Regions from separate parts of the Homo sapiens genome. Here region 2 is linked to region 1. The links are chromatin loops, found by intact Hi-C in ENCODE. Cell type or tissue: heart left ventricle. All regions are shown on one strand. Each heading gives the region's core, and the rest is flanking DNA. Links, peaks and the distances in the headings are about the cores only. Region 1 overlaps TRABD2B (TraB domain containing 2B). Region 2 has its middle 57 kb from the start of LINC01738.

Evidence for each region. Peaks named below come from ENCODE experiments on the same cell type or tissue, not always from the same donor. Only the 100,000 strongest peaks of a DNase experiment are listed, where the experiment ranks them.
Region 2: a loop joins it to region 1, with 2.3 times the contacts of the local background. A loop is called at or near these places in 17 of 110 quality-filtered maps.

The regions. Positions count from the first base shown.
Region 1 is chr1:47,926,219-47,943,009 of GRCh38, forward strand. All of the region lies in intron 2 of TRABD2B (TraB domain containing 2B), which reads right to left. Among named protein-coding and RNA genes, the nearest start is that of TRABD2B, 63 kb to the right of the region's middle. RefSeq lists enhancers at 492-661, 4,894-5,063, 7,674-8,189 and a silencer at 1,019-1,313. In heart left ventricle, for the core only: no CTCF peak of the experiment used is centred there; a DNase peak (open chromatin) is centred at 8,303.
Region 2 is chr1:47,737,510-47,754,300 of GRCh38, forward strand. No RefSeq gene overlaps it. Among named protein-coding and RNA genes, the nearest start is that of LINC01738, 57 kb to the left of the region's middle. In heart left ventricle, for the core only: no CTCF peak of the experiment used is centred there; no DNase peak of the experiment used is centred there.

The sequences.
Region 1 (16,791 bases), core at 4,484-12,483:
GGCTGGGTCCCTGCCCTCTCAACTTCTTACCATGTCACAGAGGAAAAGGCACCGAGGCCCAAGGATAAGACTGGGGAAGTAAAATCTCATACATACAGCAGCACGGCTCCAATAGTGCGTTCTATTGCACTGTAGATCTGCCCGGGCCAAGTCATGGCTCCTGGGGGCTCCTGGGGATGAGGTGTTCCCAGCATCTGGGGAGGAGGAAAGCATCCCAGAGGCTCTTGCTCCAGGAATGAGTGCTTGTGCTTCAACCCTACTTGATCTGCCAAGGCTCTCCCACTTTGCAGGACTGTTGGTCCTGGCTGTGCCAAGCACTCTGTCCTTTTAAAACCCCTCCCTTGGCATCCACCTAGACCACCTCCAGATCCTCCCATGCTGTGGGATAAGATCTGGCGGCAGGCCCTCTTCCTGTTGAGAAGGGCAGGCATTACTACCCAATAGTTGTGGGTACAGAGGGGTTGGAGAGAATGGGGAGGGTTGAGGATAGGGCATAGTTTCCAAACATTTTTTAGAGGAAGGAGGCCAAGAGGAATTCCCTGGGGCATGCAGCACCACAGACTGGTGCCAACTACTCAGCCCTACTCCCTTCCTCTCCAGCACACCCTTCCTGCCTTGCTTTAGAGAGCTCATCCTATAGTCTTTGCTAAGCGCTGACTGTGTATTCAGCTGAAGGATGCAGGTTCAGTATACATCCTAGTTCCCAGGTTCAAGAAGTAGGTTAAAAACAAGATCCACCCACAAACAAGTCCATGCAGCATACATCTATACACAGGCACTATGGTAGGCAAGTGCTGGATTGTATGACGCAGGCCAAGTTCAAAGAAAGGATTGATGGAGGTGAGTGGGAAAGCTGCCTTGAAGACCTTTGGAGGGTCTAGCAGGACTAAGATTGAGAATGGCACAAGATAAGAGATCATTCTTGGGAGGGGGACCTGCATGAGTGAAGGTGAGGACAGAGGCTAAGCTGGTCTTGGTGAAGGCCTGGCACAGTGGCCCCAGGGCTGGGTGTGCTGAGACCACCAGAGGTGCCGGGTGCAGCCTTCCTGCTCTGGCTGAGTCAGTCTTGCAGCCCCGTCTCCCTGACAATATGGTAAATACAGAGCCTATAAATCCAACTGCAAACATCCACTCTTCCGGTGCCTTCTCCCTTCCAAGCCAACAAGCCCAAAGCCATCCCATGGAACGTGAGCCTGCCAGTGCCAAGCACTACGGAGCTGGCTGCAGGCACGTGGACAGGCTTCTGGGCTGAAGCTGGCTCCTTCTCAGAGCACCTCCCTCCAGAGAGCCCAGGCCTGTCTCAGTCTAACCAGGCTGCAAGTGAGGGACAGACAGATGCTCCAGCAGCCACTAGCAGCAGAAAAACACTGAGGCCATAAAAAAACACTCCATGTTTGTCAGGAGGGTCCTCCCCATTAGGGGAAATATGGGGGCCATCCATTATGGGAGGTGCCTACTAAAGAGGCTGATCTCCAGTGTGCCAAGAAGAAGCTGTCAAAGGGGGAAAGGCACCCTGCAAGCGCTGTTCCTCTCTGAGCCTCTGATTCCTCATCTGCGAAATGGGAGACATTCTCCTTGCCCTGATCTTTGCATAGAAACTGAATGGAATGAAAAAGAATTGCAAGAATAATCTTCGCCTGAGCAAGACCTCTGCTTCTCTCCCCAACAAGAGTCAATCTTTCTGGATGGGGGACCCTTGGAGAGGGTTAAGCCCTTCGTATTCAAAGTGCAGTCTTGGACCAGAAGCATAAGCATCCCCTGGAAGCTTGTCAGAAATGCTGACTCTTGGGCCCTACACTAGAACTTCTGAATTGGAATCTGTATTTTAACAAGATCCTCAAGTGATCCGTGGGCACAGTAAAGTTTGAGAAGTATTGTTCTAGTCCATGGAACGTAACCCCTTCATGTTACCAGTGAAGAAGCTGAGACCCAGTAGAAATAAGTCACTTACAGGAAGCCACACAGTAAATAAGTGGTAGACATGGGCCCAAGTAGCAGTGCAGTGCAAAGGAAGAATCACAGGCCCTGAAATCAGAGCTACTTAGGTTCAAATCCTGCCTCTGCCATAACATACCCTATGGCCTAGGAAGAAAGCTAACTAATTTCTCTGAACTTTGGTTTTGCCACCTGTAAAATGGGTATAATAATAGCTATCTTTTAGGATTAATGATGAGGATTAAAATGAGATGATGCATCAGATGCCTTGCACTGCATGCATTTCATGTTTGATGTTCACAAGCTTTGCCTTCATCTGCACTCCACAACCTCTAAACTCCACACCCCATGATTATTGGGCCCAAGAATCTGTGAAAAGACTGCTTTTCTGCCTCCAACAATGCAGACACAGTTGCTGAGCTGAGAAGAAGGGAAAGAATAGGAAGAGATAGCAAGGCTCTTAAAGTCTAGACTGACTTATCCTTTAAATTCTGAAGAGTTCCCAGTCCAATCCTCTAGCAAAAAGTCAATCTGCAAACATCATCAGTTACTGTGGTACCTAAGTGTACTAGTACATAGCCCATGCTCAGTAAGATTGATGAATGCAGGACTGAAGGGTCCCTCAGGCCCTCACTCTGAGCTCTTTCAGGCTCACATCCCTCATTTTCACATGTCTGGATTCTGGTCATCCTTCAAGGCCCAGCCTAAACATCATGTCCTCTGAAAGTTCATGACTAGATCCCCTGTTGGAATTGATCTCCCAGGTAAAACCCTAACTGCTTTAACATAACTTACAAGACTATCTACCTCTCAGCCTTGCATTTTGACCCTAGATTAGACAATTTGCAGGTCTCTGGGCACAGATGCTTCTTGCCTCAAGGCCTTTACACATGCTGTTCCCTTTATCTGCAATACTCTTCTCGTAAAGCCCCCTCTATCTAATTCCTACCCAGCCTTTATGTCTCAGCCTAGATGTTAATTTAGACATACATTTTTCCTGCAGAACTGGGACTAGGATGAGGCAAGCAAGGCACCTGGAGCACAGAATTTACAGAGGTCCTGAGTCTCATGTGCCAACCCTGCACTTGTGTGACTTGAAGAGAGAGAGCCTCCTTAAATTTTGAGTCCTAGATGCCTCCTTTGCCTCTCCCTGGTCCTCTGGATGTTTCCTTGAATCCCCTGCTATTTTAGAGTCCCTGCTCTGTGCCATCCCCTGGTCATAGTCTTTACTTAAGAGGACTGTGATTGCCTGGGTGTTTATCAGTCCTCTCTCTGAACTGTTAAGCTCCAGAGCAAGAATACTTCTTCCTTGCTCCCCATTTCATTCTCAGAGCCTGGCAGAGGGCAGACATTGCATCAGCACTTGCTGGATGTGCATAAAAGTGTCATCTCCCTCATCCTGTGCTCTCAAATCCCACTGAAGGACCCAGTGTCCTAGCACCTACCAATCTCTGCCTTCTGATCCACAAAACTGCCCTCATCTGGCTAGACTGCACTCCCAGGGGTCGGCCTTCACTTTGCATGCTCAGAACCCAGCTCGGGACCTGGCAGAGTGGGTGCTCATGCGCATTTGCTGGGCAGGGTTAGCACTGGAGGAATGCTGTAACGATGGGCAATGCACACTAAACCTGGTGTGGACAACTCCAGCAACATCCTCATCTCCCTCTTCACCTCCAGGCTTTCCCTGCCCAGCTCCTCTTTAGCCAAATGGGCCTGTCAGAAACATCTAACTGTCTCTAGCTCCATGTCCTGAGCCAAATGCCCTTGCCCAGCCCCCCAATGCCCTGCTCTGGTATGAAAAGAGGTGGTTACGTGCATACCTGGCTCCCTACTTCTCCCACCTCCCTGCTCCACATACATACCAATTCTACTGTGATACACTGTGAGACCAACTCTCCCTCGTCTTTGGCTCCCCAGGCCCAGCCAGGGAGGTGCCCAGTTCTGGAGTGGAGGCTGTGGGGAACAGCACACCCTTCCCCTTCTCCCTGCCAAAAGGCAGATCCTGAGCCATGGTGCGCCAAGGTTTAGGGTCCAATTTCCCAGATGCCTTTCAGTGTCTGATAGGAGATGCCAGAGAAGAGAAAGACCAGGAGGCCAGGTGATTTATGAGGGAAATCTTGGCTTTGACAAAGCTTTAGCCCTAGAGATTAAGGCAGGCGAAAGCAGAGTGCACAGCCTCTTCCTGAGGGGTGTTGGGGTTTCTCTGGGCATCTGGATCTGGATCCCTGAGGATAGCGCTGAGCTCTTGGCTGACTCCAGCTACTCCTCAGCGCCACATCCTGGAGCAGAACAAGGCCCCTGGTGGCTTAGGAAGTGGGGAGAGAGGAGCTACGAGTCCGCGATAGTAAACCAGGCCTGCTCTGCCTGCCCTCCTCCCTGCTACTGCCCTGCAGAGGCTTCAAAGGACAGCAGGAGCCTCAGAACTGGCTGTGTGACAGGAGACACACACATACTTTGGCTTATAGTTGGCAACAAACAGGTGGAGACTAATTTTGCCTTCATCCTCTGGTCTCCTCTTCAAGGATCCCTTATCCCGAGAAAGAACATCTCAAGCCTGTGAATCACACAACTCCTCTCTCCCTCCCAGTGGCCTTCACCTCCAGGGCTCTCTGTGGTTAGAACATGCTCATGTCCCTCCCTTTACAGACAGGCAGACTGAGGCCCAGAAAGGAAAAGGGACTGACCCAGGGTCTCACCAGCAGCTTATGAGACGAGCTGGGACCCGACCCCACAGCTGTTGATTCTCCCTTGGTGCTCCCAAAGACCACCCCTTCCTGATGGGAGCAATGTAAAAACCGTGGCCACCTTCAATCTGTGACACTGACATTCCAGAATGTGGGCATCTGCTTACTTTATATATCCTGTGTCATTCACCAGAATATGGGCTCTGTGAGGGCTGAGACCTTTTCTGTATTATCGACTGCTCTATCCCCAGCACCTAAAACAGTTCCTGGCACATAGAAGAGATCAGAACAAATGGGTGAAGGAATAAATGAATGAGCTAACGAATGAATGATTATGTGTAGAATAGGCCACTTGTCCTGTACAGGCTTTAGGATTCCTTCTTTTTTAAAAAAGTGAGTTGATTATTCTTGCTTCAGCTTTGGAGTCCTAGATTGTTCTAGAGCAGGAAGAACTTTAGAGAGCCTCTAATGCAGGCCCATGAAGGTATAGCCAGATCTTTCTCTTTTCGCCACCAGCAGCCATACCCCACCTTATGTTTTCTCCATCTGGACACGTGTGCTGAGAAGACCTTTGGCAGGGGGTCTATGTCCCCACTCCTCAGATCTTGGTGGGTTCTGCAACTACTTTGACTGAGACATCAGGCAGAAGTGATGCTGTGCCTGTTTTCTGGCCCAGGACTCAGTAACACTGGCCGTTCCCACTTCCTGTCTCCTGGCATACATGCATGGGTTCCTGAGGTGCCACGTGAGAAGTTCAACTATGCTTCTGGAGACACCACGTGGGGAGGGCAAGTATCGCAGCTGCCATCTCCCAGCCATACCTGCCTTCTAGAGGGAAGCTTCTAGAACTCATCACACCAGCCCAGTTGCCTGCCTAATACCCGAGTGAACTCTCAGGATGCTACAGACAGCAAAATGGCCCAGCTGCTCCCTGTCCAAGTCCTGATCCCATGGATCAAGAGCACAATAAAAGTACTGTGAAGTCACTAAGCCTAGGGTGGTTTGTCACACGGCAATAGATAACCCCAACATCCAAGTAGTAACAAGTGCTGTGAGGGAAATAAAGCAGAGGAAAGGGACAAAGAGTAACAGGGCTGTACCTCTCTGAGAATGTCTCTGAGAATATGATATTTGATCACAGGACTTAACGGAGGGTTTTGGGCCTGAATCATTCACTGAGATGAAGTCCTGGGGAGGAGGAGTTTGAGAGGTGAAGGAAGAGTACCTGAAATCAAGAGTTCTTTTATGAACATGTTAAATTTAAGATGCCTGGTGCACATCCAAGAAGAGTTGCAGAGTGAACACTTGGAGACTAGTCTAGAGCTTTAGGGTAGAGACTGCTCCAATTTTAAGACCTCTACATGATGTAAGACCATCCATGAGGTAAACAACAGCATCAGTGGAATGCCAACATGGATTCAAGGCCATGGAGCTGGGTGGGATTCCCTGGAGTATAGCTACAGAAGGTGCACCAAGGAGAGGACCAAATGGCTGACCAATGGATTGAACAAAAGTGGTGGCAAAGCAGAAGTGAGGATGAAATAGTGATAAGGATTGGATTGAGAAGACAATGGAAGGCAGTGAGGACAGACGTCCGTGGAGGAGCTGAGTTATAATGGGAAACTGAGAAATAAGGCAGGAGCTGAGGAGGGATGTGGAGTCAAGGGAGTTGTTTCTAGATGGGAGATCCTATAGCATGTGTGTCTCCTGAGTGATCAGGAGAGAGTGAGAAATTGATGCAGGGAAGAGAAGGGATAAGCACAGGAGCAAAAATTCGTGCAACAGGAGAAGGAACTTGTGATTAAGGAAGCAAGTGAACAAGCGGGTGTAATTTATCCACAAGAACAGCCATAACATGGCAGAGCCTTGGGTTCTCAAAGAGGAGAAGCCACAGGTAACAGTCCCAGCCCCACTATTTAATGGCTGGTTGACTCTGCGCAAGTCACTTCTTCCTCATCTGAACATGGGGATTAATGATCCCTAACTCACAGGGCTGTCAGGAGGATCATAGATACTGACAGTTGTCAAGTGACTAGTTCAAAGAACGGGTGGCTCTTACAGCAGTTGATACTGGGGTTCTTGGTCCCAGAACGTGAGCTTGGGTCATGTGATCTGCTTTGTCATGCAGCAAACCTCTTTGAGTCTGAGCTTTGTAATTCAGCACTAGCACAGGGCAAAGGACATGAGTGGCAATGAGCAGACCAGGAATTGAACTCAGTCTCCCATCTCCTTGGCGTTCAGAGCCCTCCGTGAGCCCCCATCTCCTGTCATTTTTTTTTTTTTTTTGAGACGCAGTCTCACTTTGTTGTCCAGGCTGGCATGCAGTGGTGCAATCTTGGCTCACTGCAAGCTCTGCCTCCTGAGTTCACGCCATTCTCCTGCCTCAGCCTCCTGAGTAGCTGGGACTATAGGCACCCGCCACCACGCCTGGCTAATTTTTTTTTTTGTATTTTTTTAGTAGAGACGGGGTTTCAACATATTAGCCAGGATGATCTCGATCTCCTGACCTTGTGATCCACCCGCCTCAGCCTCCCAAAGTGCTGGGATTACAGGCGGGAGCTACCACACCCAACCTCTCCTGTCATTCTTTACCTTGCACTTTGTGCTTTGGCAGCAATGAGTTTCTGATAGTCTCACATATGAGACTATGAAACAACCACACTGCTGTTACTCAGCTTTATATCTTTGGGAATGCTCTCCTCTCTGCCGTGCTACCTAGAATGCCATTCTCCACTTTGATGTATATAAATAGCAGCTGAGACATTCCCCTCCAGAGAACCTTCTCTGACTCCCTCTAGTCCTATGTAGGTGCCCTTCCACTGGGGCTAAACTCTTGCACACACTGCTCTGTTGGTACACTGTGTGCCCCTGGAGAGACAGAACAGAGCTCCAATCATCTTTGTAACTACAGGGCTTGACACAGTGAGTATCTGCTGAACCAAACTTTTCCCAGATAGCAGATGAATCAGAGGGATAGACAGCACTGTCCAACAGAACTTTATGCAACAACAGAAATGTTCTGTGTCTGTGCTTTCCAATACAGTGATCACTCAACACAAGTTTGTGGTTATTGAGCCCTTGAAATGTGCTGGTGCAACTGAGAAACTGAATTTTTAATTTAATTTAGTTTAGGTTTAAATAGTCACAGATGGCTAAGGGTTGTTTTATTGGACAGCACAAGTTGGAGGGTAGAAAGAAGGGGTTGGGGAAAAGCTGATGTTATTAAACACTTAGTATGTGCTAGGCTTTTGACACTCTTTAGTATGTTAATCTTTACAATAATTCTGTGAGATGGCAAGCACTATTTTCCCATTTTAGACAAGGAAGTTGAACCTTAGAGAGAGAGTCAGTGACTTGCTGTGAGCCCTCAGCTTGGAGACTGCACAGCAGGTCCCTGACTCCCCAGTCTCTGGTTCATCCCACCACACTAGGCTGACCTCACACCTATGCAGGGCCTGGCCCTGGAGGTGCTTTGTGAAGGAGTCCTCCCCATTCCCACACCCCCTCCCACAGTCCCTGCAGGCACACAGGTCAGGCCCACAGCCCTGTCCTAGCTGGTAAGGCGCATTCTTCTGGCAGTGCTGCTGCATCACTCACAGACGTCTGGGGGCAGAGGCTGAGTGTGGTGAGGCAGGAGGCCTTGGCTGCCAGCGGGAGGGGCAGGCGGGCCCAGAGCCTGCTAGCATTCTGCTCCTTGGATCTCCCCTCGCGTGAGCAGCTTTGGGGAGTTCTCTTGGTGCTGTTGTAATTTATTGTTTCTGCTCTAATGATTGCTCCATGTCTGATTATAAATGCCTTCTGGCTGGGGGCCCAGACTCAGAAAATTCCCGTGATCTGCTTCCAAAGCTGATGGAGCCACAAATGGGACTGATGTCTCTGTTTCGTCATCGGCCACATTTACAAGGGAGGAGGATCCAAGGCCAGACACAGGGCTTAGAGTGGAGATGTAACAGGAGGCATCTGGTGACCTGGAATTCCCATCAGAGCCCCAACAGGGCATCTCCTGAGTCCTGGAGAACCTTCAAGATGGTACTCAAAAGAGCCTACTCCCTTCCTCTCAAAATGCAAGGCAGAGTCCGAGTTGGAAGCAGCAGGTGATACAGTCACAGTGAAAGGGGCCTCCGAAAAACACTGTCCAACCCTGCTAATGCCCTCTCTTTATCCACCTGGAAAATTCCTACTCATGCCTCAGGAGGCAGCTTTGGCATCCTGCAAGAAGCCTGCTCTGACACCCACAGCCTCCCACCCGCAGGTAGACAAGTAGTCTCTACTCCCTGTAAATCTCTTCTAGCATGGCACACCATAATCATAATTACACCTACTATTTACTGAGGGCTTCCTCTTTGCCAGGCACCATGTACCTTATCTATTTTTCACCTCATCCCTGGGAGAAAGGCACTATCCTTATCCACATTTGACAGACTAGGGAACAAAAGCTCAGAGAGGTTAAGGGAGTTGCTTAAGGTCAAACAACTGCCAAATAATGGAGCTGGACTTAAATTCAGAAGATTCCAACCCAAAATTTAAGCCTTACACCACATGTGTTCGCACCCGTCGTCACTGTATTGCAACAGGCTGTTTTGTCTCTTGCTTCATTAAAATAGAGCTTCTGGGGACATATCTGACCTCAATAACACGGGTACTCAGGAAATGACCACTGAGCAAACTTCACATAAAGAAAGTCCTAGTGCACTAAGTAGGTAATAAAATTAGGGCAGTCACTTATTACTGCCCTACTGCAGGATATTTAAGAGGACTCAAAAAAGCAATGGGCAAAGGCTTCAACAAGCAAGTAAGATAGGACTGCAGGAAAAAAACACTATATCTCAACTGGGACTGAAAAGTCCTGAATTTTCTAGGTTAGTCCTACTTTTAAATACCATATCTCATCAGTTCCTTATGTCACCAGAATGACCTAGAAACCCCAATATTTAGATATCTAAACTGTATCTCTTATATGATATTTCATGCCCACGCATCCCAAATATCCCACTATGTCTTGTAATTTAGGATGCAGGAAATAAAGCCACAGAAAAAAAGAGCTTCAACTTTAGAGGAAGGCAGACTCATGCTCAAATTCCAATTTTGCTGCTCATTAGCTGTGCAATCCTGGACAAACTGTTTCCCTTCTCTGAGACTCAAATGTAAAAATAGAGCTAAGAGCTGCTGCCTTGCAGGGCTGTTAAGCGTAGTAAACAGAAGAACATATGGGAAAGCACCCAGAATGGCACCTGGCACACAGGAGGGACTCAGGAACTATGAGGTCTCTCCTCTCTCTCAAATGAGGTCAGGCAAGAAAGCCATTCTTAGCAACAGACTCAGCTGAATGCAAAGGGTGTGATGTACTGGTGGACCAATGATCAAAGAGAAGAGATTGGTTTACTTGGGGCTGAGGTCATGAATTGACTTCTTCATCATTTATAGACTCACAATGAGTGTGGATGAAATAACAGGCCACCCTAAGAGCAGCCCTACATTAGGGCAGATGGAAAGAGATGGGTAAAATCTTGCCCCACTCCCAACTAGGAGCTCACAGGGTGCTGGAGCAGAAAAACAACAGGAAAGGTGAACAGAGAACCCAGCAGGTATGAGGGCAAAGGGCAGACAGACCATGAGGAGGTCTACCAAGCCTAGAGATGTCAGGAGAGGCTTGTGGAAGAGCTGAGTCTTGAGGAAGGGATAGAACTTCTAGGAAAGCGTATCTTCAGTTACAGAGGAGTGCTGTACAGACAAAGGAAAAGGCATAAAAAGGATAATAAGTTTTAAAAATTAGTTTGCCACTATATTTCGGATTTTGGAGGAAGCTTAAAAAAACCTATTGCACTCTCCTTGTTGTCAAAGGTATTCTGTTTCCTCCGCTTATGAGCTGCGTGATCTTGGCCAAGTTAATCATTCAATGCTTCAGTTTTCTCATCTGTAGAATAAGTATGATAACAGTACCTGCCACATTGGAATGTTCTATGGAATAAGTATGTGGAAACCATTTACAACACATTGATCAACAAATAAGAATCATCATCATCATCACCACCACCACCACCATCACCATCACTACCATCACCATCATGATCATCACCATCACCACCACCATAATTATCACCATCACCATCATCACCACCACCATCATGATCATCACCATCACCACCACCATCATGATCACCACCATCACCATCATCACCACTACCATGATCATCATCACCATCACCACCACCACCATCATTATCATCATTATCACCATCATCATCACCACTACCATGATCATCACCACCACCACCAGCATGATCATCACCATCACCATCATTACCACTACCATGATCATCACCATCACCACCACCACCATCATTATCATCATTATCACCATCATCATCACCACTACCATGATCATCACCATCACCACCACCACCATGATCATCACCATCACCATCATCATCACCACTACCATCATGATCATGACCATCACCACCACCATCATGATCATCACCATCACCACCACCATCATGATCATCATCATCACCACCACCGTCATGATCATCATCATCACCATCACCATCATAATCATCACCATCATCACTACTACCATCATGATCATCACCATCATCATCACTACTATCATCACCATCATCACCACCACTGTCACTATCATCACCATCATCATCACTATCATTGTCATCACCACCATCATCATCATTATTACAAATGAGAAAACTGAGGCCCAGAAAATGGAAGAGGTTTGTTCAGGGTGACTTAGAGAGTCAGAGGCAGGCCCTGACACTTTTACTTTTCTACCATTCACAGAATTTTTAGGAAAAAAAAAAACAAGCTTCCTGTCACAGGTAAGAGACCCAAGATCCTTGATAAAGGAGTAGGGTTCATGGAGGTGGGGCCACCCAATGTTTAAGTGAAGGTATTGTCTCTTAAGGCCAATCATTCTGCCTCCTGCCCTGTGGATGCAAACTGTCCTTCAGCTCATACCACCTGCAGCCAAGGACAGAGGGGAACATTCCAACCCCGATACCCAGGGAGATAAATCAAATGCTCCAGACTCAGTGAAGGATTGAAGCAGGGGCAGTGCACATGTCTGTCATGACTTCCTTGTTCCAAGAGGATATGGGAAAAAACTCCTAGCTCCCCACCTCAATCCCACAGTGGTCTCCAACAATATTATGATTCTCCAGTTCTACTACTCATGATATATTTTGCCAGCCGCAAATGGGGCCTAAATTACATATTGTAGCCACCAAACTTCCGGCACAGGCCCACAGAACAAGGCCTGAGGGAAATTAGATGAGGCCAAAGGGAACTCAGGCCTGGAAGAGACTAGAAAACAGAAAGGGATGTATAGTCCATTAGCAGGACCCTTCTCTCTTTTAAGTGTTATACAGGTGAGCGGGGTTCAACGCTGCAGGCACAGAGAGGCCACAGAAGGTGAAGGAAAGGAGAGCAGAGAGGCCAAGCAAGAGTAAACTCAGGATTAAAGAGTCAAACCACCACTGGTTATTTTAGTCCCAGCTCTATCTGTCTCTGGAGTATGGCCATCTACAAACCTTTTCACCTGTCCATCTGTTTTTCTGAAAACTATGGTCCTTTCTGTCTCAAGTCCTGGACTAAACATAGTGGTGGATAGGGAGGTAGGAAGCAGTGGTAGAAGGCATCTGCTCCAACCTGTCTTCTTTTTGGAAGCACTAGACACTGGGAAAATGCATCTTTCTCCTCTGCTTTGAGAATAGTGCATACTCCATGACTTTAGCTTACTAACAGCTGGAGGGATCCCAGAGGAATTCTTCTCTCTGGGATTGAGAATGGGAAATGGAGAAGAGAGATCTCCCACTTTCCTTTTACTGGAATCATGTGTCCCTGTCTAAAACGATGGTGTTGGACTGGATTCAGTTCAACTCCAGCAGGAAGCACACAACATTTGAGACCTGTGGGGTGAAGACAGTGCACACAGCCGGAGAGAAGGTCTTGGCTGAGAACCAGAGGACTCATTTCTTCTGGAAGCAGGGATTTGAGATAGTTTCTTGGCAGGAGGAGGATAAGAGGTTGACTTTAATGGGTTCTGAATCTCATACACAGAAAAGTAAGAGTGTGTGCATGAGACAGACAGAGACAGAGACAGAGACAGAGAGGGGCAGACTGACAGAGGGGTGTGAATTAGGAGGAAGAAACAGCTTAGGGAAAGATGAGTGGCATGCAGGAAAGAGCTTTCCAGGCTAGGGTGCCTGGGATAACGGTGATGAGGAAGAGAACGAGGATCACGGAGACCACATGGTGAGGAGCCTTGAATTCCTAATGCCAACCCCCCCACCCCCAGGATTCTGTAATTATCATTAATTAGTAAGTTCCACTTTCGATTAGGGTATGCAGGCAGAAGATGGGATTGAAAGCACAGGCAGAGAGTTTTGAAAGTTTTTGAGGTCAAAATCCAATAAAAGCCAACATGACAATGAAGAGAAGACATTCAATGAGCAGGCTGGTGCACACAGACCAGGATACCAGGATGGATGTTGTGATTTAAGTTAGAGAAGTTCTACTTTTAAATGTTATCATTAAATGATAAGAAGATTTTAAATGATAGTAGTAGTAATACTAAGAATAAAATAAGGTAGCAGTGAAGAACACTGATGAGAGCTTACAGTTATGCAGGATTGCCATTTGCCAGGTGCCATGTTCTCTGTTCTGTCTGAGTTCTCTTTTAGTCCTCTCAACAGCCCTATGAGACAGGGACACTGTAATCCCCTGGACAGAAAAATTACGGGAGCTTGAAGAGGTGGAGTTACTTGTCCTAATTCACCCAGCTCATGAGAAGCTGGGCTGGGAGTCTAACTCTGATACTAACCACAAGACTATTTCAGTGTCACTGTTACAGACAGGAAAACTGAAGCCTCCAGAGGACAAGTGACTTACTCAAGGTCACACAAGGAGTCCTCCTTTCCAAGTCCTTCATTCAAACATAAACTCAGAGCTTCCTAGGAACCAGGCTCTGTCTAGCTCAGGCCTCTGGTAACTTCTGGACTATTCCATAGCCTCCTTACTGGCCTTCCTGCCTCTAGCCTCTCCTTTCTAGTCCACCTCCCTCCCACACTGAATCCAGAGTGGTCCTTCTGAGATCCAAGCAAACCTTGCAGAGCTCCCAATGCCCCAGGAAACACTCTATCATGGAAGGCCCTTCACGATCTGGCTCCAACCGAATTTCCTAGCCTTCCGTTCCCCACCATCCCTGATGCACCCTTTATTAAGCTTCTCCCTGGCCCTGATCACCATGTGGTTTCCCACAGGGACTCTTGCTTACACCGTCTGCTCCTGTTTACAGTGCCCTTAGACCCCTTCTCTGTCCTATCCGTAAACTCTGACTCTTCAAGATGCAGCCTTGCTGAACCTCCCCTGGCTCCCAGGTAGAATGGATAATGCTTCCAGCACCCAGCACCCTGCAGAATTCTTGTGCAGCAGGATCACTCTCCTTGCTTCACAGGTAGCTGAGTAGTTACCTGTCTCCACCATCAGACTGTGAGCATCTCAAAAACAAGTCACTGTGTCCGACGATGGCGATGATGGAATTTGTTGGGGTGTACTATGGACAGGGACTATTATTATATAATACTTGAGAAAACTGAGGCGCAGAGACAGAGGAATGGCCCAAGTCCACACGCTCTAGGAAGAATCAAGCTGGAGCTGGTGCAGAAGTCACATGCCTGCCTGCTGTGTCACTACTGCTTCCTGGAGAGCTCTAGATGTGGCAGATGTGACTACACGTTCCCTCCCATGAACTGAAGATCAGTGGCTGCAGGGCCAGGACCCCACAGGCTTCCTGAGCCCCGCTACAGTGCTCTGTCCCCATCTGCCAGGGGGGCTTGCTGGACAGGACCTTGCCATCCAGCTTCGACCTGAGTCATCTCCTAAAGTCCAATAAAACCCAGGGACAGAGGCAGGATGCAGGAATAAAAATAAGCTTCAGCCAGAGAGAAATAAAGGCAGCAGTGTGGGGGAATCTCGAGAGCATGGCAGTCCAGGAATCCGGAGGGGAAAATGCCCATAATGGCGTATTTTCCAGCAGTGAAAAACATTAAGACCCACTTTAGAAATGTAGTTCTCACCACAGCTATTCCTGGACTCCAGCCCAGAAGAGCAGTAGGGCCATATGAATGACACTCTCCACCCACACTTACCCACTCCCGACTGGCTGGCTGTCTCTGTCCCAAAACATCTTGTGCTTCTTCCGTGCAGCCTTCCCAGACTTACCCCTCCTCCTTTCTCTCTGTGGCCAGAGGATGCCAGAGAAGAGCAGCACCTCTGAGACTCTCACCCTGGCCACTCCTCATCCTAACCAAGGAGAGGAGAGGGGACCTATTCAAGGTCCCAGAACCTCAGTGGTAGAGCCAAGATGAACACCAAGTTCCTTAGAGTAGAAGTCCCCAAGCTTCCGCTAGCCACACTGTGTCTCATTACCCTCCCCCGCCACCAGACCCCATCCTGATAAGCACACACGTGCATGTACACACACCCATGCACACACATACACATCTATGTGTACACATGAATATACACACAAACACACTTGTATGCACACACTCGCAGACATACATGTACACACATATACACATACTTGCACACACAAACACATAGATGTGTGCCCACTTACCCACAAAAATGCACCTGGTTCAAGAAAAAGTGAACTACATTGAGAACTGGGAAACCTGACTTCCAATTTACCTGGACACTGCCTAGCTATGTGAACCTGGCTAAGTCATTTCACAGTCTCAGTTCTCCATGTATAAACCAGGCTAGTAATCACCTTGCCTACCTCTCCAGGCTGTCTGTTACAAGGTTGAAAGGAGAGGTGTGAGAAGGTACTGATGAGCTACGCTCACTTGCCTCTGTCTCCTTGGAAGCTGATGGCTTGGAAGCTCAGAGGCCCAGCCACTTGGGTTTGAGTCCCTTCTCTGCCACATACTATCTGTGTGACCCTGGGCAAGTAAGTTCACCTCTCTGTGCTTCAGTTTCCTCATCTGCAAAAAAGGAATAATTATAGAACTTAGCCACCAGGTTTTAGTGTGAGGATTCAATGAATTAACACTTGTGAAGTTCTTGGAACAATGCCTGGGCTATTATAAGTGCCAATAAATGTTAGTCAATGGAATACCATTGTCAAATTAATACTTATTAACTTAGCTTTGCCTGGTGCAACACAGGAGTTCAGTAAATGTTTGTCTAATGAATGACTAAACACTATTGGAAGAGGAGGGTGATGCAATCAGATTTACTCACACCTGGTACTGGGAGTAAATCTGACTGCATTATGGTCTCTCTGAATTAGGTTCTGCCTTCCTCTTCCTTCTTTTGTTCTCAGACTCCCTGGTTCACCAGGGACACCAAGAGTCCCCAGTACCCCATTCAGGATGTCACGTTCTCTACCTATGGGTGAGCAAAAGCCTCCTGCCCTCTTTGGAAAATAAGCATGGCAGTTCCTAGGCTCATTGGCCCAGAGCATTTAAGCACTTAAGAGCAGAGCAGGGCCAGAGCTGGAAGTGGTTGGAACGGGGTGAAGGGGACGATCAGGGGAGGCAGTGGCTCCATAGCTGCAGTGTTTATACATTTGCAGTGTCCTGCTCCAGCAATCAGCAAGCACTACTCCAGACCAAGTAGGGTTCAGGCACTCTGCTGTTCCTCTGCATGACTCAAAGGAGATGTGGCTGCTGCTATGATGACACTCTCAGGACATCCCTCACCACCCACCTACTGCCCTCCTGATCAGAAGAAATCTCCCAGATCCCGAGGCTTGGATCAAAATAATGATGACTACTGCAACAACAATAATGTTAATGACAATAATTTTGCACATTTACCAGGTTCCAGGCAGGCATTACTTTAAACTCTTTATGCATATTAATTTATTTGATGCTTGTAACAACCTAGGAGGCAGATACTATTATTACACTTATTTTACAGTTGAAGTAACGGAAGCAGAGGAGGCTTAGGAACTTGCTCTACACAGGAAGACTGGTAGGGGCCTGAGCTGGGATTTGAATGAGGCTGGCAATGTGAGAGCTCATGCTTCTTACTTGCTATACCCAAGCATTTACTGATTCGTCATTTCTAAGTATTTTAGTTGTTACTGGATTTTTCTTTTCTATTTTGAAAGCCTAAACCCAAACGTACTTGAATCCAAAAGAAGAGC
Region 2 (16,791 bases), core at 3,404-11,403, 190 kb before region 1:
GGTGGGTCTCAGAAGACCTCGAAACTCTCTATCCCCAGAGTAGAAAAAGTCCAAAGACTTCCCAGTTTGATAATGAGCTTTATAGACTATTTGGAGAACCATTTCCCCACTAATGCAATACAATTGTATTAGCTTTAGTTTTCATGTGGTACCTTAGGCCTCTCAACTTGTTCATCCTACATATGTGCTATTATATATGCTTTGACCTGCGTCTCCCATTCTCTCTTCCCTTCTCTACCTGTAGTAACCACTGTTTTATTCTCTGAAAGAACCATCTTAATACAGATTTATTTCATATTTTTAAATATTTCTTTTCTTTCAGATTATTCTAGTATTTTTTAGGTTTATTCTAATTTTTCATTGTAAATGAAACACAAGCTCATTACATTTTCGGGAATAAAGAAAAATAAAAAATGAATTCCGCAGAACAACCATTAAGAATATTTGAGACTATTCTCTCATAATCTTTCCACACATGTATTTTTATTTTACACAATTGAGATAATACTTCCTACACAAGTTGTAAACTGTTTTCCTACCCCCAAATTAGCTCAAAACTAAGTCCTCACGTTATTATACAGCACTTACATGCATTATTTTAGTGGCATACTATTCAAGCAAGTGGATGTGCTATAACTTAGTCTTCTACTGTTGGGCAGGTTGGTTGTTTCTACATGTTTGCCATTACATGCAGTGATGGATTGTGCTTTCTTATTCATGAACCTCTGCCCACATGATGAAATTACCAGACCAGTTTTTGAGGCATTCAGTCCAAACTGCCAGAACAATGCCTGTGGGTTTAGAAAAGCAATAGTAGCTGAGAATAAGAGAAATACTTGTTTCCTTTCACATGCCTTCTCTCATAACTGTAAGTTCCTCTTGATACCTTGCATGGGGTCTTAAATATTGTTGTTACTCATGAAATATTTGCTGTATTGTAATACCAATTGGAATTATTAGCTAAAGTTGAGAAGAGAAAAACAGAACTGGAGAGAAGAAGGGAAAGACAGGTAGATCAAACATTAGAGGGAAATACTTTGAACCACATCTGTCCCTCTCTCTGCCCTGCTGCAGTTTTCTGTTTTAAAGTCTCCACTAGGCACTTAGGGAATTGTAGAAACGGTAATACATTGAATCCAGGAAAATGAAGTGTGAAGACCCAGAGATGTGCTCAGAACATAAGGTGGAGGGGCCAAGGCAGAGTTGGGCCGCACTAGGCTGGACAGCGGTCAAGGGCTCTGGGGTTGGCCCATCTCATAGATGAACTCTAGGTGGCGCTGTGGCCACAAAAGTTTTGGGCTGAGGAATTTTGGCAAAGCTGTTAGGAATCTGTGGGTGGGAGCGAGGAAGGGAGAGAGGTAAAGAAAGAATAGTGGACTGGAGTGAAGGAGACACACACACACACACACACACACACACACACGTAGATGGGTGGGGGGGTGGGGGTGGTGGTGGCAGGAATAAGTGAATGGCTCAGACAGTGCTTGGTCCAGAAGAGAGAAAATAAACTGAGGGATCATCAAATTCATTCATTTACTTAATATAAGCATTGATCAAGCCCCATCTTGTGCCTGTCGCTGGGACAGATGGTGGGGATAAAAGGGCGCTTGAGCAGCCACCTCCCTGAGGTCCTGTGGCTTATGAGAAGTGAGTGTGATGGCCATCCATTAGCCCCCAGTGAATCAGTAGTGGCAGACTTGAGATGGACCCTGAAGAAAGAAAAGGGGGCCTATGAAGGGCTGTGATGAGGAAGTGACCTGGTTTTGTAGAGAAGGAAGGATTGCAGAGATGGTTGCCCAGTGGAAGGTACTAAAGGTGAGATCTGAAGGTAGCCAAGACTGAACCGGGGAGAGAGGATTGCCTGCAGGCTTGGCATGTTCTGCTCTGCTCCTTCTTTCATGTAGGAAGCATGTTGGGGCAGTGTCTGGCCTGCCTTCTAGAGTTTATCCAGAGTTTGTACCCTCTTTGCTCCTATTATTGTAGTTCAGTGGGCATATAGAAGTGATTCTGCAGGAATATGTTTGCTCTGCTGACCCAAATGCTCACCTGGGTGCATCACCCAAAGGACTTGTGTTGGGATAAGTTTTAGGAAGTATGATTGTGGCCATACATCAAAGCAGCCTTTTCAATCTATATTCACCAGTACTGAGGCTGATATTTTTATCTCCTCCTATATGATTCACATATCTGTCTCTCTGTTGGTTTTGAATGGAAGAGATGAGTGTGAATTATTGCCTTAGAGACAGCTAAATGCAGATGTCAGCTAGGTCTGAAACTTGGACAAGAGGTCTCTCTGGACCAGAGAGATAAATGTGAGTCACCAGTGAGAGATGGGAATGGAGGAGAAGAGAAGAGGTCTTAGGCTGAGCCATGGGGAGCTCCAACATTGAAAGGCTGGGAACAGGAAGATGATCTTACCAAGCGATCAAATGAGGGAGAGTAGAAATAAATTCAGGAGGAGGTGTCACTGAAGCCTGTAGAAGAGGGTGTTTCCACATGATTATCTCAATAGGCACAGAATAGGCTTTCAATAAAATCCAACACCGCTTCATGTTTAAAACACTCAATAAACTAGGTATTGAAGGAACATACCTCAAAATATCAAGAGCCATCTATGACAAACCCACAGCCAACATCACACTGAATGGGCAAAAACTGGAAGCATTCCCCTTGAAAACTAGCACAAGACAAGGATGCATTCTCTCACCACTTCTATTCAATATAGTATTGGAAGTCTTAACCAGAACAATCAGGCAAGAGAATGAAATAAGGGACATCCAAATAGGAAGAGAAGAAGTCAAACTATCTGTTTGCAGACAATGTAATTATATGTGTAGAAAACCCCATGGTCTCAGCCCAACAGCTCCTCCAGCGGATAAACAACTTCAGCAAAGTTGCAGGATACAAAATCAATGTACAAAAATCACTAGTATTCCTATATACCAACAATAGCCAAACCGAGAGCCAAATCAGAAAGGCAATCCCATTCACAATTGCCACAAAAAGAATAAAATGCTTAGGGATACAGCTAACCAGTGAGGTGAAAGATTTCTACAATGAGAATTACAAAACACTTCTCAAACAAATCAGAGAAGACACAAACAAATGGAAAAACATCCCAGGCTCATGGATAGGAAAAACCAATATCATTAAAATGGCTACTGCCCAAAGCAATTTACAGATTCGATGCTATTCGTATCGAATTACCAATGACATTCTTCACAGAACTAGAAAAAAAATTTAAAATTCATATAGAACCAAAAAAGAGCCCGAATAGCCAAGGCAATCCTAAGCACAAAGAACAAAGCTGGAGGCATCATGTTACCCAACTGCAAACTATACTATAAGGCTACAGTAACCCAAACAGCATGGTAGGGATACAAAAACAGACAGATAGACCAATGGGACAGAATAGAGAGCCCAGAAATAAGGCCACACATCTATGACCATCTGATCTTCTACAAAGCTGAAAATAACAAGCAATGGAGAAAAGACTCTCTATTCAATAAATGGTACTGAGATAACTGGCTAGCCATATGCAGAAGATTGAAACTGGAACCCTTCCTTATACCTTATACAAAAATCAACTCAAGATGGATTAAAGGCTTAAATGTAAAACCCCAAACTATAAAAAACCTGTAAGACAACTTAGGCAATACCATCCTGGACATAGGAGCAGGCAAAGATTTTATGACAAAGACATCAAAAGCAATCACAACTAAAGCAAAAATTGACAAGTGGGATCTAATTAAACTTAAGACCTCCTGCACAGCAAAAGGAAACTATCAACAGAGTAAACAGACTACTTACAGAATGGGAGAAAACATTTGCAAACTATGCATCTGACCAAGGTCTAATATCCAGCATCTATAAGGAACTTAAACAAATTTTCAAGAGAAAAAAAAACCCATTAAAAAGTGGGCAAAAGACATGAACAGACACTTTTCAAAAGAAGACATACATGTGACCAACAAGCATATGAAAAAAAGTACAATATCACTGATCATTAGAGAAAAGCAAATCAAAACTACAATGAGATACCATCTCACACCAGTCAGAATGGCTATTACTATTTAAAGTAAAAAAAAAAAACAACAGATACTGGGGAGATTGTGGAGAAAAGGGAACACTTATACACTGTTGGTGGGAGTATAAATTAGTTCAACCATTGTGGAAAGCAGTATGATGATTCCTCAAAGAGCTAAAAGCAGAACTACCATTTGACCTAGCAATTCCATTACTGGGTATATACCCAGAGGAATATAAATCATTCTACCATAAAGATACATGCACATGAGTGTTCATTGCAGCAGTATTCACAATAGCAAAGATATGGAATCAACATAAATGCCCATCAATGGCACAAGATAAAGAAAACATGGTACATATACACCATGGAATACTATGCAGCCATAAAAAAGAATGAGATTATGTATTTTGCATGAACATGGATGGAGCTGGAGGCTATTATCCTTAGCAAACTAACTCAGGAACAGAATATCAAATACCACATGGTGTCACTTATAAGTGGGAGCTAAGTTATAAGAACCCGTGGACACAAAGAAGGAAACGATAGACACTGGGGTCTACTTGATGGTGGAGGCTGGAAGGAGGGAGAGGAGCAGGAAAGGTCACTATTGGGTACTGGTCTTAATACCTGGGTAATGAAATAATATGTAAAAACAGACCCCTGTGACGTGTGTTTACCTGTGTAACAAACCTTCACATGTACCCCCAAACCTAAAATAAAAGTTAAAAAAATTCCCATTAACCGATGGGAGCACTTTGGTTTATAAGAAAAGGCACTTGGAGCTTAGGAGAAAAACTAGCATGGTATATGAGCTTTCCCTTACTGCCTCCCTCATACCTTGTAAATTGTCACAGAAGTCTCCCTCACTAGATTCAGTTTTAGAACAGGAACATAGTTTATTTTTGTTAAATCAATCAAATACATTTACCAAATACTGCTTAACAAAAAAAAAGAAGGTGTCTGTTAGGTTAAGAGAAAGGGAGGCCGTTGGTGACCTTAGCAAGCCATGTTTGGGAGAGTGATGGGGGTCGTATAAGCTGGATTGCAGTGGGGAAGAGAATGGGAGATGAAACAGAGGTAGCTAGTGTAGACAATTCTTTTGAGGAGTTTGTGTGAGGTGTAGGAGTAGGCACCTGTCATTCTTTTTGGTTGCCCAGTAACTGCATCATCTCCCTATTTTTGGAGAATTCTCTACCTATGAATCTTGCTGAGAAACAGAGCCTGTCTCACATTACACATGAGGAAGGTACCAGATAAATACAGTACCTGTCTTCCCAGCTGGCCTGGAGTGGGGATGAACATAGGACAAGGCTTATGTATCAGAAGTGTTATCCCAGACTCAAAATCAGGAACAAGTAATGCACAAGAGGAATGTGTTCTGAGAGCACTGCTGGCTGTAAAATGATGAGTTCCTGGGATAGCAGAGCTAGCTACAGTGGTGTAAGCAGGGCTCACCATGGCACCAACAGAAAGGGAAGCGGTGGTAGTGGTAGTGGTGATGGTGTTAGTGGTGGTGATGGTGGTGGTGGCAGTGGTGGTGATGGTGGTGGCGGTGGCAATGGTAGGGGCAGTGGCGATGGCAGGGAGGTGGCAGTGATGGTGATGGTGATGGTGATGGAGGTGATGGTGATGGCCATGTTGGTGGAAGTGATGGTGGTGGTAGTGATGGTGGTGATGGTGATGGTGGTGGTGGTGGTGGTAGTGATGGTGGTGGTGGTGATAATGGTGACGGTGGTGATGGTGGCGGTGGTGGTGGTAGAAGTGGTGGTGGTGGTAGTGATGGTGGTGGTGGTGATAATGGTGATGGTGGTGATGGTGGTGGTGGTGGTGGTAGTGGTGGTGGTGGTGGTGGTGATGGTGATGGTGGTGGCAGTGGTGATAGCGGGAGTTGTGTTGGTGATGGTGGTGGTGGTGGTGGTGGTGATGGTGGTGGTGGTGATGGTGATGGAGGTGGTGATGGTGGTGGCAGTGATTATGGTGATATTGGTGGTGGTGGCCATGACGGGGGTGGTGGCAGTGATGGTGATGGTGATGGAGGTGATGGTGGTGGTCGTGTTGGTGGAAGTGGTGGTGGTGATGGTGGTTTTAGAAGCAGACCCAAACTGGTTTCTCCAGCCTCCTGGCAATTCTGTAAGCCAACCAAGTATGTGCGCACCTGTTAATTATGTATGTATGTATGTATGTATGTATGTATAGCTTTAAAAGTACACTTTATTGAGGTACAAGTCAATGAATTTTGAAAAATGTGTACCCCTATGTGATCACTTTTGTAATCAAGATATGGAGCACTTCCATCACCCCAAAAAGTTGCCTTGTGCCCTTTTGCAGTTCATTTCCCACCGACTTCTGGTCCAAGGGAACTGCTTATTGGTTTCTATATCTATAGTTTTTCCTGTTCTAGAGTTTTATACAAATTCAATCAATATTGTTGTATCTGACTTCTTTCCCTCAGCTTAATGTTCTCGAGAGTCATCCATGTAGGTGTGTGCCTACCTACAGTAAACATGTTTATCTACAGTGGTTAATGCTTTCTTGGTGCTGGATCATATTCTGCACTATTTAATATACTGCATGTGCTTATCCACTCACCTGTTGGTGAATATTAAAGCCATATCCAGTTTTTGGCTACGATGAATAAGGCTGCAATGAACATTTGTGTACAGGTCTTTTTGTGGACATATGTTTCAATATCCTTTTAATCAGTTCCATTTTTGCTTAAATCAGCAAGTGTTGGCTCCTGTTACTTGTAGCTAAGAGATCTGACTGCAATAGAATGAGAGGAGGGAAATTAGCTGGCAGCTGGAAGGGGATGTTAGGTCACAGAGAGGATTTTATTTTTAAGGTGTAAAAGACTTAAGCATGTTTAAATATTGATGCTCATAATCTGGTTGAGAGGGAGCTGTTGAGAAGAGAAAATTGATCTTGTGAACCCCTGCAAAGGTGGGAGGGGAAGAGTTCCAAAGCCGAGGTGGCAGAAATGTCTTTGAAGGGGAGCAGAAGCAGGGCCTCAAGTGGAGCAAAGGGGAATGAGGAGAGGACAGGAAGGTGGGTATGGAGGGAGGGTAGCAGGAAGTTGAGGAAGCTCTCATCTAAGGTCTTCAACTTTTACTGGGAAGTAGCAGGCAAGATTACATACTGAGACTGAGGGAGGAGATGGGTGTCAGAGGTCTGGGGATGGGGCAGCTATGCAATGGTCATTACAAGGAGCTCAAGAGGGAAGTGATTGTGGAAATAAAGCAGCAATGCCAGGCAGCCTTGAAAGCCCAGCTGAGGCTGGTGACTATAACATAGAGTGATACCAACAGCTCCACTGTTGATGTTCCAGCATAGCTGAGGTCCTTGGAGACAAGCCTGGGGAAGGGGGTGAGGGAATGGGAGATTTTTCCAAGAGTTAGGGGCCTGTACTGAAGATCCCTGCCCTACCCCAGGATCTAGCACAGCACCCTGAGTTGTATTCTGTTCTAACATTAGTATTTGTTAAATGGATGAATGAGTTTAGAGGGCACGAAGAATGAGAGCTTAGCATTGGACTGGTAACCCCTCCTGGTCATATAGAGAGAAACCCTGATATACAGAGAGGGGAAAGGACTTGGCCAAGGTCACATGGCAAGCCCATGGCAGGGATGGGATTTACCTTTGGGTCTGTCTGATCTCAAGTCCAGGGCTCTTTTTATGATTGAATGGACAAAGAGGTCTGTGTTCAAATCCTGTCTCCACCAGTGGCTTGCCATAAGACTTCAGGCAAGTCACTTAAATGCTGGAAAGCATTATTCACTCCATTTTGTTGTTGTTGTTGCTTTTTAAAATTTTTTAAAATTTTACTTTAAGTTCTGGGCTACATGTGCAGGTTTGTTGCATAGGTATACATGTGCCATGGTGGTTTGTTGCACCCATCAACCCGTCATCTAGGTTTTAAGTCCCACATGCATCAGACTGCATTTTATAGATGTGGATACTGAGTCTCAGAGACATTGAACAGGAAGCCCTGACTATGTCACTGGAAACAGGTGGAGCAAGATTTCATGCATTCCTTTGTTTAGTCAATATTTATTGGTTGCTGGGGTAGATTAAATTTTGGGTCCCAATTCTTCATTCCATTGTAATAGGATTACACACCCACACTCTTTACCATGTACTTTTGCACTGAGAAAAGTAATTCCTCCTTCCATTGATGTTGGCTTAGCCATATGACTTGATTTGGTCGGTGGTAAATTAGTGGATGAAACACAGCAGAGGATGTAAAGGAGCTGGTGTTTTGGTGATTTCCATAAGAAGAGCGTGCTCTAGAAAGCCACCGCCCCTTCAGCCTGCCCCAGAATGAACACACACGGGCTAGACTTAAGCTCAGCTGCATCCTGGAGCCCATCCAGCTGCTCTTCAGTGTGGACATCATCACCCAACTGAACCCGGATTAGAACAGTCACACTGAAGCTGGCCTGCAGTCAGCTCCTGAGCAGGAGAACAAATGTCTGCTATTGTAAGCCATTCAGCTGGGTGGTTTGTTATGCAGTATTGTTGCAGCAGTTATTGACTGATACAGGACCAGGTCCCATGCTAAGTGTAGACTTGGCTTACAGAGATGAATCAGATACTGTCTCTATTCTCAGGAGTTCACAGTTCAGTGGAGGTGGGGATTTTTTTTTTAACAAATTCTTATTTCTAAAATTCATATCTAAATCTAAGAGGCAAATGCAAATTTGTTCAATGCTTCTTTTAAGGGCAGCCTTAGATTATCCTTGGAAGATGAAACTGACAAATAAAGAAACACTTAATAATTTCTGCAGTTTACAAACATCAGAATTTATTTTGGGATAACAAGAGATGGGTGAGCTGGGAAGCTGCCTTTACTGAATGATGTCATCAAACAGTATATTTGATGAGTCCAAAGACAAACGTCTTTGGCAACAATTTTAATGAATGAGATTAACTTGATACTTTATCCTAGAGTTGTATAAAAACAAGGATGTTAATGATTTGACCATTTTATTACTTTTTTCCCCCAATGTATAATATCATGTCTTTGCATGTTAGTTTGCAAAGTGCTTGAAGCAATTTTCAACCAAACGCGAGTGTTTGGTGAGGGTTGAATCTGCTGGACAAATCCATGGCTGTGTGAGCACCTGCACTCAGGCCACTGTGTGGTCCTGTCAGGGACTTAGTTTCCTCATCTGTAAAGGGGATAATACCACACTGTCTAGGGTCACTGGGGAGATTCACAGAGGTGATCTGAATGTAGCACACAGCACCGGCACAGTCCCACCTCCCCTACACCCACCTCCCATCTCTTCCGTGTGGGACGAGCTTCCCTGCTCTCTGGCTCCATCAATAGCTTGTAAGTCAGTTTCCCTCTCCAAGCCTCAGTTCTCCATCTGTAAACCCACCAACACCACATTGATTTATGGCTCCCTAGACTGCAAAGTCCTTGAGAGCCAGGCCTGTGTTTGACTCACACGCACAGCATCCCTAGGATGTGCCCAGGGCTGAGTGTATGATGGGCTGAGTCAAGGCTACTTTTCATGAATATTATTATTGTTTTGGTAGAGGTTTCTGTCACTACAACCCAGAGTAACACCCTTAGTAGGGCAAGGGTATAACATCCATGGTTTGGAAAGCTTGCTGTTAACTGGTGGCCCACTCATATGGACCAGAAAGAAAGTTCTTTACTTCAGCCTTCAGTCATATCCTGAAGAGCATGTGTTATTTCTCTGTGGGTCCTCATGGTCCAGGCAGGGATTGACACATTGCATACATCTGAGATCTGGCCAATGGGTCAGGCCCCTGAATTGAGGTTTGAAACCAGCCTCAAATTTTCCTATAATTATTTTATTTATTTATTTAGTCTATCTATCTATCATCTATCTATCTATCTATCTATCTATCTATCTATCTATCTATCTATCATCTCTCTATCAATCAGTCAATTATAGGGTCTCACTCTGTTGCCCAGGCTGAAGTACACTGGTGTGATCACGGCTCACTGCAGCCTCAACCTCCTAGGCTCAAGCAATCCTCCCAGCTTACCCTCCCGAGTATCTGGGACTACAGGCACACATTAGCAACACCTGGTTAATTTTTTATTTTTTTTGTAGAGACAGGGTCTTCCCATGTTGCCCAGGCTGGTCTTGAACTCCTGGGCCTGAGCTATCCTCCTGCCATGACCTCCCAAATTGCTAGGATTACAGGCACGAGCCACCATGCCCAGCCTAAATTTACCTATAATTATACACATTTCATAAAAATACGTAACCCTAATTTCATCACAAACAAAACTTTTCAACACTCATAGCACAAATATTTTTTTGAGAGCTGGCTCTGGGCCAGAGAGTGGAGGCACAGCAGTGGAGATGCAGAAAAGGTGTGAGCCACAGGCAGCTCCTGTTCTAGTGGTGGCGGTGAATGCTGACCTCAGGCACAGAGAAATCTGCAGTATGATGTCAGGTGGTGACTGGTGATACAACGAAAACTAATACAGGAAAAAGGATAGAGAAAGTCTTGGGGGCAATATTTTATATGAAATGACCAGGGAGGGCCTCTTTGAGAAGGTGACGTTTAAGCAGAGATATCAGAGGAAGTCAAGAAATGTCTAGGGAAGAAAGTTCTGGGCAGAAGGAACAAGTGCAAAGCCCTAACACCGGAAGATGCTAGGGATGTTTAGGAGTGACAAGGGGACCACTGTGGTTGGCATAGAATAAGCAAGGAGAAGGGGGTAGGGAATAATGTTGGGGGTAGGGAATAATGTCAGAGGAAACTGGATCCTGGCAGGCCATGGAAAGCAATGGTGATTTCATTCTAAGTCTGATGGGAAAGCAAGGGGGGCTCTGAGCAGGGGAATGCCATGATCTGACTTACATTTTAAAGGGTTTGTGACCTTGTCGAGTGTAGACTGGAGTTGGTGGCCACAGTGGCAACGAGGAAACCTGCTGGGAGGCTGGAGAGATGAGGGTGGCTTGCTCAGGGTAGAAGCAGTGGGGGATGAATGTGGCCCGTTTCTGGATGTGTTCTGATAGTAGAAGCAAGAGGATGGAAAGGATGTAGGGGATGAGAGGGGAGAGTGATCAGGGTTGACTCCACCATGTCTTGTCTAAGAGACCAAGTAGACAGTGGCACTATTTACTGAGGTGGGTGCTGGAGATCTGGGGGAAGACGTCACAAGTTTGGTTTTGAATATGCTGCCTGGGAGATGCTTTCTGACCTCCAAGTGCAGAGGTCTCAGTGGCAGCTGAGTGTCAGGGGAGAGGTGGTCTGGAGTGTAAGTTTGGGATTCAGCAGAGTATTTAGAACCATGAAATGGGCTAAGGTCACCGGGGGAGTGAGTGTGGACAGAGAAAAGGACTTAGACCAAGGGAGCCATTAAAAAAAAAAAAAAAAAAAGATCTGGCTACCTGTAAATATCATTACATTAGTCAGACTGCCATGTGCTGTAAGAGAGGGCAGGTATTGTAGTGTGATGGGGGTCGGAGGAGGAGGAAGATTCTTTGAAAGATGGAGTTGGGCTCGGGACTGGGGGTGGTTAAGATCTGGACATGGCAACATTTTAGTTTCCAAAAGTCAGGGCTGGGGCTGGGGCTAGGTCAGCCCCTGGCTTAGGGTAGTTGAGAAAGCACAGGTTTAGAGTCTTATGGGTCTTAATTCCCAACCTTGCAGCCACTTCTTAGGTGCGAGTTCTGGAAGAGGTGACTCACCTTCAAAAGCTCAGTGTCCATGTCTATAAAACAGGGTCAGTAGCACTGACCTCACTGGAGAAGTGCATGAGACAATTTATGTACAGTGCCCTGCATGAGAACACCAGAAAAATGAGGCCCTAAGATAATGGATATTAATGGGTATTAATGGATGTTTCATACCAGCCTTTGCATGGGAAATGTGAACTTGAGTGCCAAGTTTGTGAATCAAGATCTTACTTTAAGTCAGAGATATGTCACTTTTGAGAATCTTTCATGGAGAATCCCTTGATAAAATGTACCACCCCATAGTGGTGGGTGCTGGATGCTGACTTGGTTCTCTCTGGGCTCCAGAATCTGGACTCTGATGATCTACCCAGTTAAGTTATATCCACATAACAAAATTTGCAGGCTAAAAAAAAAAACAACTCAGAACTTTCATCTGGGGAGTGTTTGAGCCATACCCTAGAATGAAAATTATACACAGCTTACTATGTACTTAACACAATCATATTTAATTGCTCTGACGTGCCCCATCAGTGGCTTCTGAGATGGGTCTCCAATACCTCCTTACAAATGAACTGGAAAGAATGATTGCCATGGTACCTGAGGGCAGAATCCCAGTGACGGTCTGGTTTGAATTCCTTTTCTCCTTGCCCCGCCTGGTTGCTACTTGTGTGGCCTACTCCAGTGGCCTGGTTTCCAAATGTAGCCCGCTATTGATCCAGTTGGACTCATTGGGGCACCAAGAGAAAATAACTTTAATTTTTTTCCAACTCCCACTGCCCTTTTGACTGGCTATATGGCAGACCACGTCCCCATCCCTGGAGGGCCTCTCATGTAGATTCAATAGCTTTCCTTGTCACTATCAGGGACACTATCTCCTTTTCATCTACAAAAAACTCTCATCTGATCAAAATCAATCTGAATTTTTCACCAAATTCAAAGTGTTTGTTTCCCCTTAGCTCAGGGAAAGCCCAAGCCTCTTGTCCCCTCTGGAGGCTGCTTCTGGCTCCTGCAAGGATGGGTGGGAGGTGAAATGAAAGGAAAGGAGGACATTGGTGCCCTCTGTGTGGAGACATCCAAATGCCAGCTCTTTCCCTGACTAGGGGCTTATATGTGGGTTTTTTCAGAGCCACTGTGCTCTTCCTTGGTGTGGGCAAAGCTCTCCCTGGCTGGTGTCTTCCAACCCCCTTGCAGCTTCTGCTCTGACAGTCCACTCCTCATACCCTGAGGATGGCTGGCTTCAATCTGGCCCATTGGTTGGCTGGTTGGGGAAAGGTGAGAGGGTGGGGGCATATGAGGTTCCAAATCAGTTTTGCTATCCCTCAGCAAGTCCTGCATGAGTGGACTGGCTGCCTTCTTCTGAATGGGAACATACTATCTTCAGCTTTGGAGCCTCAGATGTGACTTCCAGATACCAGGAAAAGTTCCAAGTAATATTCTGTTATATAACATATTAACTTTCTCAACTCAAATGCTCAACTTTTATCTTCAGCATAGAAGAATGGTTAAGTCTGCAGTTCTGGAGTCTGACATTGGCTGGGTGACCATGAGCAAATCATTTAACCGTTCTGGATCTCAGTTTCCTGATCTGTAAAGCAGAGGCAATGGCCTTCACTCTCAAGTATGTTGTTTAGATTGATTTGTTCTTCAGGTGCCAGGTGGCACATAGCAAGCCCTCAATAAACGGAAGCCCTTATTTGTATGTTTCTGAGGAGTCTTCATTTCCTCCAACCTAGACTGGATGTCAGTGCTTCTTGCTAATCCAGGTACCATTCCCTCCTGCCATTTGCCTGGCCTGCATGGCTGTCTTTGATAATAACACTTAGTGTATCTCGAGCATCACTATCTTATTTGCATCTCACAACAACCTTGCAGGATACATATTATCATCATTCCCATTTACAGATAACAAAACTGAGATTCAGGAGGAGGTTGAGTCACTTGCACAGGGGCAAACAGCTTGTAAATAGCAGAACTGGGGTTTGCCCCCAGACCTGTCTGATCTCAGAACCTGCCTGTTCTACCACTCGTTTTATCTCCTTAATTATCTGTCCTGTCTCTTTGTGCCCTCTGCCAAGAGTAACTCTTCTGCACTCTATGGACATAATAGCGGATCCTTTGAATGAAATCACTTCCTGCTTGGAGCGCACCCTGAAAATGGATCCCTCACTGCCCAGTAAAATGATACTTCCTGTGTTACATAATAACAAATTCCCAAAGCAGATTTGTAGAGGTAATATTGACTCCATCCACTTCCTGTGTATGGTTATTCAAGTTATATAAAGTTGCATTCTCATGAAAAGCATCCGGTTACTGTTGGTTCAGTACCTACCTGGTGTCCAATGCTGGATTAGCCAAGAAGGGAAAGGTGTTTTCTGATCTTAAGCCTAGAATCTATTTTGAGTGTAAGACAGGTAAAAAAAATTACTGCCAGTGCCAAGATGTTTGTAGTAAATACCTGTGAGGGGTCACCAGAAGTAAGTACCATAGGAACTTAAAGGTGGGAAAAATCAAGTGGCTGGGTGGGTGGGGAGGGGTAGGGAGGAAGTCACAAAAGGCTTCCCGGAAGATCTGGAGCTGGGGCTGAGCGTTGAAGGCCAGGTAGAATGTGCAGAGGTGAAGGTGAGAAAGACATGTTTGGTGTGTTTGCAGCAAAGGAGCAGGGGCCCAAAGAGGCAGGAACCCAGCATGGGTGCAGAGACTCATTTTTCCAAAACAGTCTCTCTTTTACAACCATGAGCCTCTTTGCTCCCTGCGTGGAGATTTTTATGACCCCATCCATCTGTTTGCAGTCAGCCTTAGGTTTGCTTTGAAATTCAAAAGCTGAAAGGGAAGTGTTATATTGAAGCCAGAGCAGCAGGCTGGGCAGCTTTCTCAGAGGAGGAGGGAGCGGCCTCATGGAGCATTAACCACTGCAGGCAAACACCTCTTCTTGTTGGCCTGAGTCCCTGTGAAGTATGGGACCAGGAGCGCTCAAAGGGGCGGTGGATGACCAGCCAGGGAGGAGCTTCCAGCACGGGTCTGAGCTGACGGCTTCATGCTCACCAGTAGGCAGGCCGTGAGCGTGCACGGCCAAGCATGGAGATTCAGGAGACCTTCAGCTGGGGCTTCGTGCCCGCTCCGGATCCGTCCGGCCTGTGTTTATTTCTCTTTCCTGCTCTGGCAGACGGGCCTGGGCCCGCTGGGAGAGTTGGCTCAGCCCTCCCTGGCTCCTGAATTCCCTAGCCCAGCTACCACCCCCTGCATTCCTTAGGAGCCTCAGTGTCCCAGAGAGACACGATTTTTTCCATCTTCTTGAATAAAAGACTTTTAGGGACAGTCATTGATCAAATCCAAAATCCACAGTCCGGGCTTCCAAGTCCTGCTCCAGACCCTCTACTTCTCTCAGTTCCATGTGCTCTAAGACCACACCCTCGCTAACATGCTTTGCCCAGCGCCTCCTCTAGCACGTCTCTCCATGCCCTCCTTCTCTGTCATTCATACAGCCACCAATGGTCTACGGCCCCCACCCCCCTCTTGAAAGTCCTGCTGGATGGCTCCGTCTTACCCAGCCTGTCCACGCTCCACACTGCCACAGCTGTCTTCCCTGCCTCCCCTTCTGAGTACCCCCTGAGCCCACTCTCTGTGCCCCGCCCACCACTAACTCTGGCTGCACCTTCGTGCCTCTGCCCGAATGTGTGTGGAACGCTCCTAACGTGGATTTGGAGCTTCTCTTCATGTCCTGGAGACCTTAAAGGGCCCCTTCGAAAGAGGATCAAGCTGCCAGGCTGGAAGCTGCTAAGGGCAGCAACTAGTTGTTGGGCTTTAGCATTTGATGCAAATTAATTTTTTAGAAGGGGTGGCTTTAAAATTTGGGAGTTTTATTAAGAGGTTAGAGGGTAGAGAAAGATCTTGGAATCCTAACCTATCAAACTTAGAAGGCTCTTCAAAGATCATCTGCTCTAATTGCTGCATTTTTTTGAATAGGGAAACTGAAGCTCAGTAAGGAGATGCCATTGGCCTAATGTTATTTATGAAGTCAGTGGCAAAGCAGGAATGGAACTCTCTTTGGGTCCTGAATTAGTCAAAATCTTCCACTCACAGCACCTGGGGTTCTTGAGCGAAGCTTGAAGCATTGTGGAAATTCAGGGGCACATGCTTCTTCCCTCTTTCAAGAACCATGATAACATGCATTGAAGTTGATTTTGCAGATATAAAGCACTTCAGGCCTGTTGTCTCAGGTCATCGCCATTATAGCTCTATAAAGTAAGTCATATTTATCTCCATTTCCCAGATAAGGCTAATAATACCAGGGTTAAGTGACATGCCCAAGGAAAAATAACCAGTAGGTAGCCAAAGAGGGTCTTGGGCTCAGGCCTGTTGCTATGTGCAATGTGTCACTCTACCTCCTATTCCTCGAAAGGTGCTCCACTCTTTTAGAAAATCATGCAGAAAAGGCTGCAGTAGAAAATAGAATAGCTCCAGGATCCAGGGACTGGTACAACAGCTCAGGACATTTCATTTCTCGTAGTGGAAAGAAACATCTAGAACAGGGGCTCTTTATCCTTTCAGACCCAGGATCCCATTTTATCACAAATACTTTAAAGTGTCCCTTCTGTACTGAAATGAAACTTATGAATAATATAACACACCTACACATATGATTTTTTAAAAATTAATTCAGTGCCCTAACTATAAGGAAAAAGAAATAGTAGCTTATAATAAAATAATATGTAATTTGGTTTGTCCACACTTGGGTACATCAACACTTGTAGACATAATGTAATAGTCAAAGCTTGTACCTAACTGTTGAGTCACCCTGAAAGTGACAGCTAAAATACCAAGGAGTACAGCTGTGTGTCTCTCTGACACCCGGAATACACAGGCATTGTTGTTAGTAAGGTGGCACTCAAAAATAGTGAACAACTCTTGGTAAAGTTCAGAACAAAATGAAGCACATTCTTCTCTCAATATACATGGCAATTACATTCCTGTAAGATTTAGTGCACATTAAACCTTTACAAACAAATACTACGTGTTTACGTAAAATGGATTCAGGTTCTAGGCTCAGATAATTACAAATGATTTTTTTTTCTCCCCTAATGAATGTTTGGC